Regions from separate parts of the Homo sapiens genome. Here region 1 is linked to region 2. Evidence: chromatin loops called from intact Hi-C (ENCODE). Cell type or tissue: PC-3. All regions are shown on one strand. Links, peaks and the distances in the headings refer to the core of each region. The heading gives the core; the rest is flanking DNA.

The links. Hi-C counts contacts between places; a loop is a spot of excess contacts. Peaks named below come from ENCODE experiments on the same cell type or tissue, not always from the same donor. Only the 100,000 strongest peaks of a DNase experiment are listed, where the experiment ranks them.
Region 1: it touches region 2 in a loop (2.5-fold over the local background); 1 of 110 quality-filtered maps calls a loop at or near these places.

Annotation. Positions count from the first base shown.
Region 1 is chr13:25,884,435-25,889,813 of GRCh38, reverse strand. The region is part of intron 33 of ATP8A2 (ATPase phospholipid transporting 8A2); the gene reads right to left. Among named protein-coding and RNA genes, the nearest start is that of SHISA2, 160 kb to the left of the region's middle. In PC-3, for the core only: a CTCF peak has its summit at 3,024; a DNase peak (open chromatin) is centred at 2,803; H3K27ac peaks cover 1,378 bases.
Region 2 is chr13:25,754,883-25,760,261 of GRCh38, reverse strand. All of the region lies in intron 25 of ATP8A2 (ATPase phospholipid transporting 8A2), which reads right to left. Among named protein-coding and RNA genes, the nearest start is that of SHISA2, 290 kb to the left of the region's middle. In PC-3, for the core only: a CTCF peak has its summit at 3,120; no DNase peak of the experiment used is centred there.

The DNA.
Region 1 (5,379 bases), core at 141-5,140, 130 kb before region 2:
AGACCAATTACATTTAAGGAATGGGCCATGGAGGAGAATGAAGCAATGAAATAGTGGCAAAGTCACAGTCAAGGGAGCTAGGAAGGAATTATGCTTCAGAAGCAAAAAACAGCAAGAATTTCTAGAAGGAACAAATAGGCAGGAGGTAAGTGCTGCTGGAGACTGACCACCGTGAAGGTCAAGGAGTGGTCATGCACTGGGGAAGGAGGATGCAGCCATGATACTGACATCTAACAGGAAAAGAGCTAAGGTGCCTGAAAACCTATACCAAGCCTCAGATAATCATGCTTCTTAAGGAGAGCATTAATCCACCAATGGGCCTCAAGCAAGTGTGAATAGGGTTATGACCAAACCACATCTCTGAGTTTTTCTTAAGAACAGTGAAATTATTTCTTCAAGAGTTCTATAGCTCAGAAATAGATAAAAAAGAAGGTGATTTAAACAAAAAGTATTAATACAAACCTTCACCTAGGGGATTTTCAATCCTTTCAATACAAGGATTTTTGACCATATATTATTTTTTAAAATCATTTAAATTTTATATATATATATATATATATATATATATGACAAAGGATGAGCAAACAAATTTAATAGCAATTAACAGGAAATTGGTTCCTATTAGGAAATGGGGAAAATGATCAGGCCTGAAGCAACAACAGCAAAAATAGTAAAACAAATAAATTACTGTCTGAAGATGGTATACGAAATAACATTGAAATCTTTTGTGGAGAATGTATAAAGGAAGTTTCTCTTATGTGGTAGAACTCACATTGTTTGCTTCTTGGCATAGTCGTTGACAGATTGTAGGAAAAAATTGCCATATTTAGGTGACGAAGAGAAGAGAACTTCAGAAATAGTATTTTCACATACATAAAAGAAAAAAAACTAGTGATTTCAATAAAATTTCCTTCTATACAAATGACCCCATGAACTCTACAGTTTTATTTCTTGAGACAAGAGTTTCCGTCTTGTCGCCCAGGCTGGAGCGCAATGGTGCGATCTTGACTCATCGCAACCTCCGCCTCCCAGGTTCAAATGATTCTGCTGCCTCAGCCTCCCAAGTAGCTGGAATTACAGACATGCGCCACCATGCTTGGCTAATTTTGAATTTTTAGTAGAGATGGGGTTTCTCCATGTTGGTCAGGCTGGTCTCTAACTCCTGACCTCAGGTGATAGCCCACCTTGGCCTCCCAAAATGCTGGGATTACAGGTGTGAGCCACCACACCCGGCTGAACTCTACAAACTTCTATATACTAACTGGGTTGAACCCAGCGGTAAAACATTTGAGCACATTGTATATTCCAAGCCACATCACTCACTTCATTAGTTACTGCATACTGCCCATATTTGGTTGCTTCCTTTTTTGCTTTTAGCTTTTTCTGAACTTGACGCAGAAGAAAAAGGAAAGTCCCCTTATCAGCCAATTCCGGAAGTTTTATACAAAATATTTATAGGCATCTTTTAGATAAAGTTGTTTAAGGAGGACAAGTGCAGTGCTACTAAATTCACATCAGGTTATTGTTTGGGTCCTAACCTAAAATTTCAGACAGAGAATTTCACAACAGCCCAAAGCTATTTCACTTTTATAAAGTGAAAACAAGATTGAATTATCCAAGCATCCTTACAGAGCGATCATGAACCTCTGTCTAGCTGGCCTGTGCTGTGCTACCCTTGTTAAGCAGAAGGCTGTTTATTCGTCCTGCAAATGCCAGTGTTCTCTGGGGGTGGGGCGGGGGGGGGGTCTGGGTTCTTTCCTTTCTGCCTCCTTGCCTACTCTCCATGGGCAGTGCCATCAACTTCCACGACCTCAAAAGTCACTCAAATGGTGGTGATATCCATGTTAGTGTGTTGAAATGAATTTCTAGATTATTCATTGGATAAGCAGCCCACAGAAGCATTTATTCAAAAGTATTCCATTGAGATTCAAAAACATATTGATATGATCATTGGTCTGTTAAAAGAATCAAACTAAAAAAAAACACAAACAAACTGGGAATCCTCAATAGACAAATCAAAACTTAATAAGAAGTGATTAAAAGCTAAATGGCTCACAGGGTGGATGTAAAGAAAGCACCTGGCTCAGGGCCTGCATGTAGAAGACACATAGTATTAACATTTGTTGTCTTCCTTTCCTCTCTTGTCTGAATTTATTAATAATAAAAGTTGGACTGAGGGGCCTGGCGCTGTGGCTCACGCCTGTAATCCCAACACTTTGGGAGGCCGAGGCGGGAAGATCACGAAGTCAGGAGCTCAAGACCAGCCTGGCCAAGATGGTGAAACCCGTCTCTACTAAAAACACAAAAATTAGCCGGGCATGGTGGCCGACGCCTGTAATCCCAGCTACTTGAGAGGCTGAGGCAAGAGAATCGCTTGAACCCAGGAGGCAGAGGTTTCAGTGAGCCAAGATCGCGCCACTGCACTTCAGTCTGGGCAACAACAGCAAAACTCTGTCTTAAAAAAAAAAAGAGTTGGACTGAGGAAGGAAGTTTTTCCTTATGATCTGATGTCATACCTTTAGTGTAAACTTTTTATAGAAGTAGAATATTCATACATAAAGTGCACAGATCACATGTGTGCATCTCAAGTGACTTTCCATTTTCACAAAATGAATACCCATGGACAGAACTTAGATTTGAAAAAACCCCAGACACTTAGCAGAAGCCTCCTCACACCTCTTCCATTTCTTACTCATCCTCTGTTCCACCCAGGCATACCCACGCTCCTGACCTCCAACACCATAAATTAGTTTTGCAAGCTCTGGAACTTTACACAAATGAGTCACACAGCATGGATGTTTATAGAGCCTACTTAGACATTATGCATTGTTGGCTGGTATATGGAAAAGTGTTCTGGGTCAGCTAGCAGACCAGCTGTTGTCAATGTGCCTGAGCTGATTACCCCTTTCTTCATAAATTTGACCCTACAATGAGCAACCAGCAATACCATGTAAATAAAGCCTATGTAGTACTAAGGGCTTGCAGAGTGGAAGCCACCTCATGTTTTTCTCACCATTTCCCACTCTCCTGGCAGTAATCTCTGGCGCTCCCTCTGGAGAAGGCCCTGAGTCTCAGCTGTTTTCCTATACGCTATGGAACAGCTATCAGATGGCACGAAGAGGCTCTGGGCTGCCACTTGGAAGAGATTTCCATGGAGTGGGCCTGGGAGATGCTCTGCCCCACGAAGCCGCGCTCTCAGAGGCTTCCCCTCGTGCTGTCGGCATCCAGCGCACATGGAGCGGGTGAAACCACGTGAGCGAGATTATAGCTGCCTTCCAGCCCCTAGCCTGGAATTAGTGACCTGTTTACAAGATGCATACCACACTTGCAGATGCGACAAAAATAGGGAGGGCAGCATTTGCCAGGCATTGTCCATAAAGCAGAGGCACACCTCCCTTCTAATTACAAAACACAAAACTCACACAGTCAAACCCAGCCAGGGCAAGTGCCACCGTTTCCACACTGAGACTCTTTCAGAACAAGAGTTAAGTTAGCTTTATGACCTCATCCCAGCAACAAATACGCTATTCCACCATCACCACCCCGACATTCCAACTTTTCTTTTGGGAGGGACAGGTGTCCTATTAAGTAATTTGGAAAGCTTAATGTCAGTATTCATTAGTTACAGATACATAAATATATATACTTTATCCAAGACGTGATATAACATTGCTTGTCAATTTCAGAACTAACTACTGTAATATTCTTGGAGGAAAAGCTTCTTTCAAACAAAATGCAGCTTGAATACAGTGGAGCATCAGCAGAAGTACAACATCTGCCTCTTGAAGAGCACTCTCAGTTATTTTCCCACATTCTCTTCAGTGAGGGTGTATTCTCACCCCCACCGAAATTCTCTCTAGAATTTCAAACCTGCAATTCCCTTTGCTTTTCTTTGAAAAATCCCTTCCTTCACTAGGGATCCTGGTTATTAACGGTTAATAGTGGATTACCCAGGGCAAGAGAGAATCGTGTGAGTCTAGATAAATAAACACATTATTAAGGAGTAATGCATGAAAACAAGCCATGTGGCTGTGTCAAAGAGGAGAAATGCCCTGGCTCCACAAATACCCTGCTCTGATTGAATTCCCCTCATATCAGTTTCTGATTGTTTAATTCTAAGAGAAACAAGACCATAGAATAAATAGGAAGAAAATAGCATAATGAAAAACAGCAGGACACTGCAATTTCTCTGGTTCGGGACTGATGTGCTGAGACTGCTGCAGTCGCCAACCCCGGGGGCTCTGCAGATGAGCTGGGCAGGACAGGCACTATTACCCCAGCAGGCTCCAGCCCTCCTCCCCAGCCTTTACGATGGCCTCTGTGAGAAGCATGCCAGCCACCCCAAAAGAAGGAGAGAGGGCCAGGGTCAGGAAAAGAGACATTAGAGAAAAGAAGCAAGCGGGCTTGGTGCGGTGGCTCATGCCTGTAATCCCAGCACTTTGGGAGGCCGAGGCAGATGGATCACCTGAGGTCAGGAGTTCGAGACCAGCCTGGCCAACATGGTGAAACGCCATCTCTACTAATGATACAAAAATTAGCCAGGCATGCTGGTGGGCACCTGTAGTCCCAGCTACTTGGGGTACTGAGGCAAGAGAATTGCTTGAACCCAGGAGGCGGAGGTTGCAGTGAGCTAAGATCGCACCACTGCACTCCAGCCTGGGTGACAAGAGCAAGACTCCACCTCAAAAAAAAAAAAAAAAAAAAAAAAGCAAGCGGAGAAAGGAGACTGACTCTCAGGCTGGAGAGAGGAAGCGAGCCCTGGGCAGACCAGGACATGGAGGCCAGCTCAGGATAGTGGGCCCTGCCACAAAGTAACAGGAAGGCCATGCAGGCAAGGGCACAGCATCAAGCCCCTTACATCTCTGTAGAGAGTTCCTGTGTTCCCTGCAGAGTCAACAGTCGGCAGAGGCCAGGAGAGGGGACAAGAGTGGACTCGTCAGAGGTGATGCAGAAGGGCCCCAGGGATCTGGGATGGCTCGTGGGAGGAGGGCAAGTGCCTGAGTGGGGCAGGAGAAGCCGCAGGGGCAATGAAATCAAACTCTGTTCACCCAGGTGCTCTCATGTTTGGGCCCCATTCTCACGAATTTTACTTTTCAAAGCATGCTTAGGAGAGTCTCAGGCCAAGGTTAGAGTAACAGTTGAAGAGCTCAGAGCAGCGGGGACTGCCTGCATCTGACAGAGGATCAGGAGGGAGAAAGCTCATCACTGTCCCAGACCAGGCGATCACAACATCCTCTATCTTCCCAAGGAAGCTGCTGGGAAGTGCCAGCCAAAGCACTTCTGATTTTGGAGTGATCTCTTGCCTCCTTCTGCAGCCTGCCTTCTAAGAGCCTGCTAATGAGCAAAGGAAGCTAGAAGGCACCCGCGAGAAGTGGGAGC
Region 2 (5,379 bases), core at 213-5,212:
ATCCTATGAGCATTGTCTTCTTTGAAACAGGAGTTACAGGTCAGCTATCCTACAGTTGTTAGTGGTGAGGGCAACTTGATATTCTTTATTAACTGAACAAAACCCTTAAAACTCGATCCTGTACTCAAGCCATAAATGCTGCCTCTGCAGCTGAGACTTGCAGAGGGGCTCTCAGAAAAACAGGAGGACACCCTGTCTGCTCAAGATCGGTTTACTCCACAACTGAGAAAGGGCTCACTTTGAAATAAGGATACTTTGCTTGGGGGTTCAGAATTTATGCATCGGTACTTGCGTCTGTGACAATTTTATCGCATGTCCACAAAAACAGAACAATTAAAGTGGCATTCTGACAGGAGTCTAGCTTCTGAAAACCTGACATCTCTACTAAATGATGTGGAATGTATTAAGATCTGGGCAAGCGCATTTCATGTAAAAGTTGAATGGGTTGTATGTTGTGAATTATATACAGTTTTATAGTCACTGAAATCAACCGGTTATAGTCTGTCTCTTCCTGTACTAGACTGAAAAGAATGGAGCAGTCTAGGAAGGCTGGGATTTAAATAAAAGATATTAGATCCTTCTGTTCCCATGCTGAAACAGGGATTAGAATAACACATCTAAATACCTTAATGTTTTTAGCACAAAAAGCATTAATTTGATACTCTGCTTCCTTGAAATGCTTTATTAAGGCCCCCAAGACCCTCTCAGGAGCGTCTGGCTTCCTCAAAGTTAACATACATGTATTGTTCCCCACTGCACATTTTACTAGTATTTCAAAATAGTGTGCCTGACCTCTGCTGTGGGGAAGGTGGGAATAGGAATCAGAACTGAGAGGAAAGCTGAGAAGTGTTTGAGTTTTGACATTTCAGAGCAAACTTGTGACTCCTGCAGGACCAGGCATCGTGAGCTCATGCACGGCTGAAAATTAATGACAACGGAGATGCTTAATATATTGGATGGTTTTAATTAGGTCTGCCCTTCACCCATCACCTGTGCACAGAACAAAAGGTCATCTGATTACCAATCCCATATCTACACCAAACTGTAACTTCCTGCACTCTGGAAATAGTGGGTAGGCTATCCAGTTCTGACCTTCACCTCAGTCCTAATCCAAGCAATTAAGAGACCCCAGAGCCACAGGGACAGCAATGGCCAACACCATGTGTGCTTCACACTCAGGCAGGTAGTTTGCAGATTAATACTTCTCTCTTCCTCTTTCTCTTTCTTTCCCTTTCTCTCTCTCCCCCCTTCCTTCTTTCCTTTCTCTCTCTCTTTCTCTCTCTTTCTTAATTTGGAAGTGGAATTTCTTGGGTGGGAAAGGAGGTAATTTACACAAAGCTCTTTCTTCCAAGTAGCATACACACCTTCTAAAACCCAAAGACTGTTTAACAAGCCACTTATTCTAGATCTCAATAGCGGGAAATAATAATGCTTTACTTTTTCATGGTTATATGTGTAAAACTGTTTTAAAAAAACAGGAGTGGCATTCTACCATTCCAAAAATGGAACATGAAAATGACTTCCAGTGATTCTATATGTCTGCTAATGTCCTGGTGAATGGCAGAGAAAAGATGGACAAACGGATTTCAGATAGATGTGGTGGTGGTGGCAGGTGGATGAATATAGGTACATGGGGGCCTGCCTATAGAGAGGACATGAGCCCCAAGACATTGTGTATCCATAGAAGAAACACATTTTTATAACTAATTATAATAGTAGTTGACATAATCTAATGTAAAGGTTATTTTGCAACTTGCTTTTCTAATTGATTAATACCATCATAATAGCACTTCCTTGGACAAAGTCTGATCTGAAATGTGGTTGGCTATGTGCTTCTGTCTCCATAATTAGGCTACAAGCTACTTGGTGTTAGGGACTTGTTTTACTCCTCTTTAGACCTTTAGCATCATACACAATAGGTAATAAACAAATATTTGCTTAATTGCCCATGTTTTTGCAATGGTTTTTTGGACTTAAAACACAGCTCTTTTTTCTTTCTCCTCCTCAATTGTTTCCATTTCATGTTCAAGGACACACTTATCATATGAAATGAGTAATGATCATCTTGCAGTTTTTGATCAAAAGGGGTGAAAGATTAAGGCTATGAGTTTATTACATCCCCTGTTCAGAGAAGCCAAATCCCAACTTTTGACTCCACCTGGTAGCTATTCAGTAAAGAGTAAATTAACATGAGGACAGCCATGTTTATCAGGTTATCTCCTTTTGGAGGTTAACAGCGGCAACCTAAACATCAAGTATGGCATTGTGGTGGCTTCATGGGTGGGGTCAATACCTCCAACAACTGCCTCACTCACCTGGGCTGGAAGCTGCAGCATGGAGCCAGCAGGACCCTGTGCCTTCAGAATAGAGCTAGTCACTGAGCTCAGAAAGGAGATAAAGGCCAGAGTGAGCCAGACACACAACCGCTTGGATTGGGAGGGTACCAAAGGGGGAGTTGAGAATGAAGAAAGTTCCAGCCATGAAACTTGAGAAATGAGGGGTTTGGGGGTCAGGAACACATATAACAGGGGCTCTCAGCTGACTGAGAAAAGGATTTTACTTCTCATGCTGTAAAGGTCTTGAAATATCATGCCTGTGCCTTACAATTACACTCACTTCTCAGCCGAATATGGGAGTCATCAACCCAACTGCGACTGAGTGTGATAGAGAGAGAGGTTAAGGCAGTGGAGTAGCAAGCAGCTTGGCAGAGAACACCCTCTCTTCTAAGTGCGTGTGCACACACACACACACACACACATAGTATATCGTTACACTGAACTGGCACATGGATAGAATTTAAAGTAGTGACAACTTTGGTGTTGTAATCTTTTCCCCAAACCATGTAACAAAATGACCTGCCATCCACTTAGATGAGAGTGACTCAGCTTCCAGGGCACAGTGGCAAGTGCATGCTAGGTCTTGGGGCTCTGGTGATAGAAAGGTGAGGAAAGCACGCGTGTGTCCACTGGAGCCACAGGGAGCGATGCTTTTTCTTTTTCTCCTATGGCCATCCTCCCACAGTGGCACAAGGTCCAGACCAGATTCTGTGACCAATGGTCCGAGGTGATAAAAACCAACATGTGAGGAAAAGCCTTCATGATCCTGTGGGCTATTTGGAAAATTCCTCCCTCCTCCCACCACTCCATCTCCTGGAGAGTAGGTGTATTGTCTCCCTAGAGGTTTAGTGTATGCTGTGGGGAAGGAGAAAAGAACTCAGGCGTTGGCAATGTGTGAACATATTAATGAGGGGGAAGGGTGGGGAACGAATGCGCTGAGCGAGCAGGATTCAAGGGATGGGCTGTACAGGGGCTCCCTGCCTCTTCTTAACCAGACAGACCCCCTCCCTGGTCCTCTTTTTCCTCCTCTGTGAAGAGACCAATGAGGAGGATTTCTAATGTTCCTTAAGCCAAAGCCTATGCTTTTAAGTTGAAAACAAAAATATGGGATTCAGTAATAATAATGATAGGGCAGCAGCAAGTGCTGATTTCGCACATACCATTTGATCATCAGTAACTGGGCTAAGTGCTTTCCACGCATTGGCTGCTGTAATCCTAAGCACAACTCTGCAAAATTGGTGCTGTTATTCTCTCCATTTTACAGGTAAGAAAACCCAGCTCAGAAAGATTGACACAGTATGCCCGAGGTCACAACCTAAGAAGTGGCCAAGACAAGACTAAACACAAGCAAGTGTCTTCTTGCTCCAGGCTCCACACCCTCACCTACTCTGTTACATTCTTTGATTTCTTCAAAACACACATTTGGAAGCTTTCACATAATTCTGCTGAGCAACTGGGCCGTGGGTGGGAGACAGAACACAGGTACCACAGCTTCCGCTCCCAACACTGTAAGAATCCAGCAGAGGAGCCACAACCACACCACTTCACTCCAGCCTGGACGAAAGAGCAAGACCCTGTCTCAAAAAAAAAAAAAAAAAGAATCCAACAGTTACCTAATCCTCCAATTCACAGTTTTCTGCTTATAATATGGGGACACCGCCATTGCCATCTGCTTCACAAGATAACCATGAAAACTGAATAAATGATAAAGATGGATGAAAGGTGAAAAAACCTATCCTGGCTGCTACACCTGGAGTAGGAGCTGCTGCTGCATGCTATCCTGGAGCACCATCCCCCTGCCTCTGTGAGGACACCATCCAGGCTGAGAGCTAGTGCTGGCTGGGAGTGCCCTTCCCCTCTCAGCTCCTGGCTTTAAGGCCTCTCAAGGTCTTCAGGACAGAGGTGGGAAGAGAAACAAGAAGAGAAGAAAGTCTTGGCTGACGTGTCCCTGTTTGAATTTATCTCCCTTCCCTTCAAGTCCACTGTCTATGTGTCAAATTCTATATGGGTTTTTTTTTGAGACGGAGTCTTGCACTGTCATCTGGGGTTGGAGTGCAGTGGTGTGATCTTGGCTGCCTGCAACGTCCACCTCCCAGGTTCAATCGATTCTCCTACATCAGCCTCCCAAGTAGCTGGGATTATACATGCCCGCCACCATGCCCAGCTAATTTTTTTGTATTTTTAGTAGAGAGGGGGTTTCACCATGTTGGCCAGGCTGGTCTCAAACTCCTGACCTCATGATTTGCCCACCTCAGCCTCTCAAAGTTCTGGGATTACAGGCATGAGCCACCGTGCTCGGCCTGGGGTTTCTTTATATATCAACCTATTATATTATATTACATATTCACACTGAAATTATTACTCACTGAATATGAATAACACAAATAAGATAGTAAGTTCCTACAGGGAAAAGATTATGTCTTCATTTTTAAATTGCCCCTACATTCAACGGAATGCTTTGCACACAATGGCTACTGCCAATTTTGCCTATGTGAATCAGATTGCAGCAATAATGGGAACAGTTTTGATAAGCAGTAGGAGGGCCACAGGACACAGGTGGGTTTGGAGATGGAATGAATCAGGAATGAAGAAGGAACTTTGGCAGGGTCAGTATGCCTCCCTTTCTGTAGCTTTGTCCCTGGGTGAAGCTGGGAGCTACAGTGGAGAGGGCCTGCCTCTGGAGATGGAATTGTGATAGTACCATCATTTGTCTTGATTGATTAGAACTGTACATTTAGCTCATCCTGACCTGATGCCCTAAAACAGTATCAGCTGTTCACAAGAATAAATTACAAACATACGAATACATGCAACTGTCACAAACATTGTCTCCTCAAGCAACGTCAAACAGCAAAGTGATTCTTTTCCATTCATGTGCTGGAAGTAGTTTTTCCTCTTACTCTTACCTCCAACAACAACAAAAAACCCAAAAAACAAATCAGCAAATAATCCAATCAAGGTGCAATTAGTATAAGTGGAAGTCTAGAAACAGTGTTTCACTAAGAAAATTGACAGAAATTGACATAAAACAAATTTTGAAAAA